Linked DNA regions of Homo sapiens: region 2 is linked to region 1. The links are chromatin loops, found by intact Hi-C in ENCODE. Cell type or tissue: heart left ventricle. All regions are shown on one strand. Each heading gives the region's core, and the rest is flanking DNA. Links, peaks and the distances in the headings are about the cores only. Region 1 overlaps ABCA2 (ATP binding cassette subfamily A member 2). Region 2 holds the start of MIR4292 (microRNA 4292).

What was found. Hi-C counts contacts between places; a loop is a spot of excess contacts. Peaks named below come from ENCODE experiments on the same cell type or tissue, not always from the same donor. Only the 100,000 strongest peaks of a DNase experiment are listed, where the experiment ranks them.
Region 2: it touches region 1 in a loop (2.0-fold over the local background); 1 of 110 quality-filtered maps calls a loop at or near these places.

Annotation. Positions count from the first base shown.
Region 1 is chr9:137,016,004-137,018,901 of GRCh38, reverse strand. ABCA2 (ATP binding cassette subfamily A member 2) reads left to right here. Exons shown (of 49, transcript NM_001606.5): 13 at 87-183; 14 at 551-724; 15 at 827-929; 16 at 1,001-1,115; 17 at 1,210-1,400; 18 at 1,556-1,706; 19 at 1,778-1,982; 20 at 2,164-2,328; 21 at 2,431-2,611; 22 at 2,728-2,898. Among named protein-coding and RNA genes, the nearest start is that of LINC02908, 10 kb to the left of the region's middle. In heart left ventricle, for the core only: no CTCF peak of the experiment used is centred there; no DNase peak of the experiment used is centred there.
Region 2 is chr9:136,828,285-136,831,182 of GRCh38, reverse strand. RABL6 (RAB, member RAS oncogene family like 6) reads right to left here. Exons shown (of 15, transcript NM_024718.5): 4 at 2,637-2,689; 5 at 1,699-1,790. It overlaps MIR4292 (microRNA 4292), which reads right to left and starts at 226; the gene lies at 160-226. In heart left ventricle, for the core only: no CTCF peak of the experiment used is centred there; DNase peaks (open chromatin) are centred at 752 and 1,072.

The sequences.
Region 1 (2,898 bases), core at 399-2,898:
TGAGCGGTGGGGCCTCCGAGCCAACCCACGACACCCCCTGCCTCGCACATGCCCACGGCGGGCTCCAGCGATGCCCCTCCCGCTAGGTGAGCGTGGACATCTTCAAGGGCTTCCCCGACGAGGAGAGCATTGTCAACTACACCCTCAACCAGGCCTACCAGGACAACGTCACTGTTTTTGCCAGTGAGCTGCCCTCCCCGCCCCGCCCCAGCCCCCCACAGACCTCTTCCTCCCCAGCCCAGCCCCACCCGTCCCCCTGTGCCCTCCCACTCCTTGGCCGCGCCCTGGCCTTCCCCCCTCACCCGCCACTTCCCCTCCCCACCCCTGCCCCTTCCAAACGGCCCCAACCCACAACCCGCCCCCTCCCTGCACCTCCCCACTTCTGCCCACCTTTCCCCTGGGGCCCCCACCCCAGCCCTGTCCCACCTTTCCCTGGACCCTCCTGTCCCCGCCCCCACACCTTGGCCCCGCCCCCGTGCCTTGCTTTCCCCCCCACCACGCCTTGGTCCCGCCCCTGCATCTTGGCCCCGCCCCAACCTCCCGGCCCCAGGTGTGATCTTCCAGACCCGGAAGGACGGCTCGCTCCCGCCTCACGTGCACTACAAGATCCGCCAGAACTCCAGCTTCACCGAGAAAACCAACGAGATCCGCCGCGCCTACTGGCGGCCTGGGCCCAATACTGGCGGCCGCTTCTACTTCCTCTACGGCTTCGTCTGGATCCAGGGTGAGGAGCAGGCCCGGAAGACCGGCTGGAGGATTCATGGGGGAGGACAGGTGTGAGGACGAGAGGGCCTGCCCGGCACCTGATGGCTGCCCCCACCCACAGACATGATGGAGCGCGCCATCATCGACACTTTTGTGGGGCACGATGTGGTGGAGCCAGGCAGCTACGTGCAGATGTTCCCCTACCCCTGCTACACACGCGATGAGTGAGTGCTGGGCGCCCGGGGCTGGGGCTGGGGCTGGGGCTGAGTGGCGCCTGAGCGCGGCCTCCCCGCAGCTTCCTGTTTGTCATTGAGCACATGATGCCGCTGTGCATGGTGATCTCCTGGGTCTACTCCGTGGCCATGACCATCCAGCACATCGTGGCGGAGAAGGAGCACCGGCTCAAGGAGGTGCGCGGGCCGGGACTCTCCCTGGAGGCGCGGGCTGGCAGGGAGGGGCGGCGTCCTCCCCGGGGCCTGCCCCAAGCCCCTGGCCCACCCGCAGGTGATGAAGACCATGGGCCTGAACAACGCGGTGCACTGGGTGGCCTGGTTCATCACCGGCTTTGTGCAGCTGTCCATCTCCGTGACAGCACTCACCGCCATCCTGAAGTACGGCCAGGTGCTTATGCACAGCCACGTGGTCATCATCTGGCTCTTCCTGGCAGTCTACGCGGTGGCCACCATCATGTTCTGGTGAGCGCGGGCCATGGTAGGAGGGACCTGGGGCAGGCACTTGCCCAGCAAGCTCACCCCACATCCTCTCAGAGCCCCCTGGACCCTGGCACGGGCCTGCCCAGGAGGCCGGGCGTGCGGGTGGATGACGGTGCGCGTGGCCCCTGCCCACCCAGCTTCCTGGTGTCTGTGCTGTACTCCAAGGCCAAGCTGGCCTCGGCCTGCGGTGGCATCATCTACTTCCTGAGCTACGTGCCCTACATGTACGTGGCGATCCGAGAGGAGGTGGCGCATGATAAGATCACGGCCTTCGAGAAGTGCATCGCGGTGAGGGTCGCGGGCAGGCGGGCGGCTGGGGTGCCGGGCCACCCCACGTGCTGACACCACTGCCTTCTCAGTCCCTCATGTCCACGACGGCCTTTGGTCTGGGCTCTAAGTACTTCGCGCTGTATGAGGTGGCCGGCGTGGGCATCCAGTGGCACACCTTCAGCCAGTCCCCGGTGGAGGGGGACGACTTCAACTTGCTCCTGGCTGTCACCATGCTGATGGTGGACGCCGTGGTCTATGGCATCCTCACGTGGTACATTGAGGCTGTGCACCCAGGTACTGGCCAGCCCTTGGAGGGCAGGGGAGAGGCAGGGGTCCCCAGCCAGGGTTGGGGACCAGCAGTCTGTGTCCACTCCTGGATGCAGCACGGGTGGCTCCCTGGGTGGGCACGTGGCCCACGTGGTGGATGGTCACCCCAGGCCCTAGGTCAGCCTCCCCTCCCCTCCCCGACCCCCAGGCATGTACGGGCTGCCCCGGCCCTGGTACTTCCCACTGCAGAAGTCCTACTGGCTGGGCAGTGGGCGGACAGAAGCCTGGGAGTGGAGCTGGCCGTGGGCACGCACCCCCCGCCTCAGTGTCATGGAGGAGGACCAGGCCTGTGCCATGGAGAGCCGGCGCTTTGGTGAGGCTGGCATCAGAATGGTGGCTGGGGTGGGCGCTGGGTTCAGAGTCCTGGGTGGCCTTGGCGCCGCCCCCACCCTGCTGATCCACAGCCCTGGTGCAGAGGAGACCCGTGGCATGGAGGAGGAGCCCACCCACCTGCCTCTGGTTGTCTGCGTGGACAAACTCACCAAGGTCTACAAGGACGACAAGAAGCTGGCCCTGAACAAGCTGAGCCTGAACCTCTACGAGAACCAGGTGGTCTCCTTCTTGGGCCACAACGGGGCGGGCAAGACCACCACCATGTGAGTGTCGGAGGGGCAGGGCGGTGGGCATCTGCTGACCAGAGCAGGAGTCCTAGTCAGGGCAGGGTGGGGCCCCTGCAGAGGGCGTGGGGTCATGACCCCGCCCACCTACCCAGGTCCATCCTGACCGGCCTGTTCCCTCCAACGTCGGGTTCCGCCACCATCTACGGGCACGACATCCGCACGGAGATGGATGAGATCCGCAAGAACCTGGGCATGTGCCCGCAGCACAATGTGCTCTTTGACCGGCTCACGGTGGAGGAACACCTCTGGTTCTACTCACGGCT
Region 2 (2,898 bases), core at 111-2,610, 190 kb after region 1:
GTTTCCCAGCTGCGTGGTTTTCCAAATGGCTTGTGAAGAAATAACCAGCGCTTCAAGTGACAAAACTTCCCCACGACTGAAAGCCAACATAAGGGAGTAAAAAATGCAACATCCTGTTTCTAACTTCATTTTCTTTCATTTACACGCAGTCATTTAAACGGGCCCCTCACCAAGGCCGGCCCAGGGGCACCTCTGGCCTCCTAAGCAGGTGGCCTTCTGGTGTCTCCTGCCTCTCGTGGCTGTGAAGGGCCTGCGTGGTGCTTGAAGCCGCTGTCTGAGCCAGTGTTTTCCATCCTTCCTGCTGGGCACCAGGGGCTCCAGACAGAGCATTGCTACCATAGGCATCGCCTGCCCAGGCTGGTGCTGCCAACAGGGTCTCCGGGCCCACAGGTAAGCGCCTTTGCCGCGTCTTCTCAGGCTGGCTCAAGTCTCGCTGTCACTCCCGCCCACTCCTCGCACGGCAGCCCAGGCGGCTGCAGCTCCCTCCAGGCCGTTCCTGTGGCAGCAGTGGGAGGTGCCGTGGAGGCCACACTGTGTCCACACTCAACTTCGCTTGGGAAAAGCCACTTCCCACCCACCAGGCTGGCCTGCTGCCTAGACAGGAGAGGCCGGAGGGAGAGGAGCACCACTGCTCGCCCAGGTGAGGCCAGCGTGTGCGCCCGAGCTGAACTCGTGCCCTGGGGTGGGGCCGCCAGCCCCGTGTGTGGTTCTCCTGCCATCCGTGTGCCACACCCCCACCGAGGGCTCTCCTGAGGGTGCCTGCGGTCAGTCCTTGGTGGTGGTGCTGAAGGCTGGGAGGGCAGGCATGGTTCCCAGCATTGGCAAAGGTTGGCAGAGGCCCAGAGCATGGCTGGTCAGGTGCTTCAAGCCGCCCTCAGGCCTGGGCTGCTGATGCGTGCTGAGTGTGCGGCCCCGTGACAGGCGGTACGCTTAACCCTGGTGTGGGGGTCTTCCCAAGTAAGAGAAGCTGCTGACTAGGCCCCCAGGCCAGACCCACTGCTGGGAAGAGCAGATGCCTGGACGTGTCGGGCATGCTGCTCCTGGTGCTCCGGGCACTGGCTGTGGCTAGGAGGGGCCCTGCACCAGGACACTGGTCTTCACGCGGCCCTCGTTCTTCTAGGAGCCTTGTGCCAAGTGTGCGTCCGCAGCACCCCCCCGCTGGGGCTCCGGTGCGTCCTGGGGGACACTGCACTCCTGAGGAGCTGAGTGGATCCCATGCGACTCCACAGTGGACTCTGGGGGCTTGCGCCTGGTCCCCCAGAGATCGTCCTGTGTGCCACTGCCCTTAGCTGATTTCGCTGTCATCTTCTTGCTAGAATGAATCTTGGCTGTGGGTCCTCCTAGGTCATGAAGACGGAGGTCGCGGGGAGCCCCCAGCACAAGCAGCCACTTGCTTCCGCCAAGTCTCAGATGGGTTTTCAGGAAGAACAGTGGGGCTATGGAAGGTGCGTGCCTTGCCCCAGATGCCTTTTGCAGCCGGCCCACGCCATCCCGCCCCATAGGCACAGGCATAGTCGTTGCCCAGCCCGACATCCAGGCCAGTGCCCCTTGTGGCTGAGCTGCCACAGCTGCCCAGCAAGAGTCCCTCGGTCCTGCAGAACGATGCTGCTCTAACCATTATCTGCTGCACAAAGAGGGCGCCCAAGGGGCTAGGGGGGTGAGAGTCACAGGCAGCTGCCCCCGCCAGCTCCCTCTTACCACTGCTTGGTAATGTCGAACATCATGACCACCCCGTTGCAGTTCTTGTACACGTCCAGGAACTCAGCATCCAGGGCCATTTCAGACTCCGCCTGGGGACAGGAGGGAACAGGTGTGAGACTGGCCCAGGCTGGGCCCCACCCGTGTGGCCCACAGTTTTAGAAAAGGCTGGATAGTCTTCTAATCTGAAAAGATAACAGCCATTTCCATTTGGAAACGATATGCTGAAGAGATGGGATAGCTAAACATAGGTTTGCCCCAAAGGGTCTGACGGTCAACACCAGCCTCGCTGATGGCTCCCTGAACAAGCCTCCTACCCAGGACCTCCCACTGATCACAGCAGTGTCCGCCCCAGGCCTCACGGATAACCAAACCACCACTCGAAAATAGAAGTGGGTGCTGGACTACCAGCTGCCCTCAGCTAGATGTGCGTTCCGGAAGGTTCCAGTGCCCACAAACAGGGTTAGCTGCAGTGCTGTGGGCAGAGTCACTCCACCCCATGCTCTAAAGGGAGTGGGAGGCACCGCACGGAGAGTGCGAGGCCCTGGGTGTGTCGGGCTCAGGTTGGGTTGGCCCCAGGTGGCTCCGGTGAGCGAAACTCACGCCCATGGCGCTGCGAGATGTGTCCTGTGCTTTGAAGGGCCGAGCCCACCGAGACTGGGATAAAAGTTTGGCGAGTTCACTTAAATACCTCTCAGGTCACTCAAATGCAAATAGGGGTCAGTCCAACGTGATGTCTGTCGAGTGCAGGTGAGCCGGCCACCCCCAGATACAGCCATGGCAGTGTGGGGTTTTCAGAGCAGTTGGGAAGGCCAGCGGCCCCCGTGGCCACAGCATAACTGGGGTGGTTGGGGTCAAAAGCGTGTGAAGCGCTGGGCACCGGCTCACGCACCCCGGGGCCCTGAGCCACTGCTACCCACTGTGTACCTGGCACTCACCTCCTGGGGGTCGTTCTCCATCTTTAAGCCGTCGCCTCGCTTTTTGCATTTTCCTTATTTAAAAACAAACAAAAATTACGAGGTGGAACCCCTGGGCCTTGGGCCATAGGAGGAGCATGGTCCCCCCATGGCCACTCAGCCCCCAGCTCCAGCGGGTGCTCTACTCCACCACCCCAAACAGCCTGCAGCGTGGGCACCCACAAGCTCTGGAGCAGCAGGACCTGGGCGAGGCCCCTCTGTAGGCTCTGGAGGCAGGGCTGGG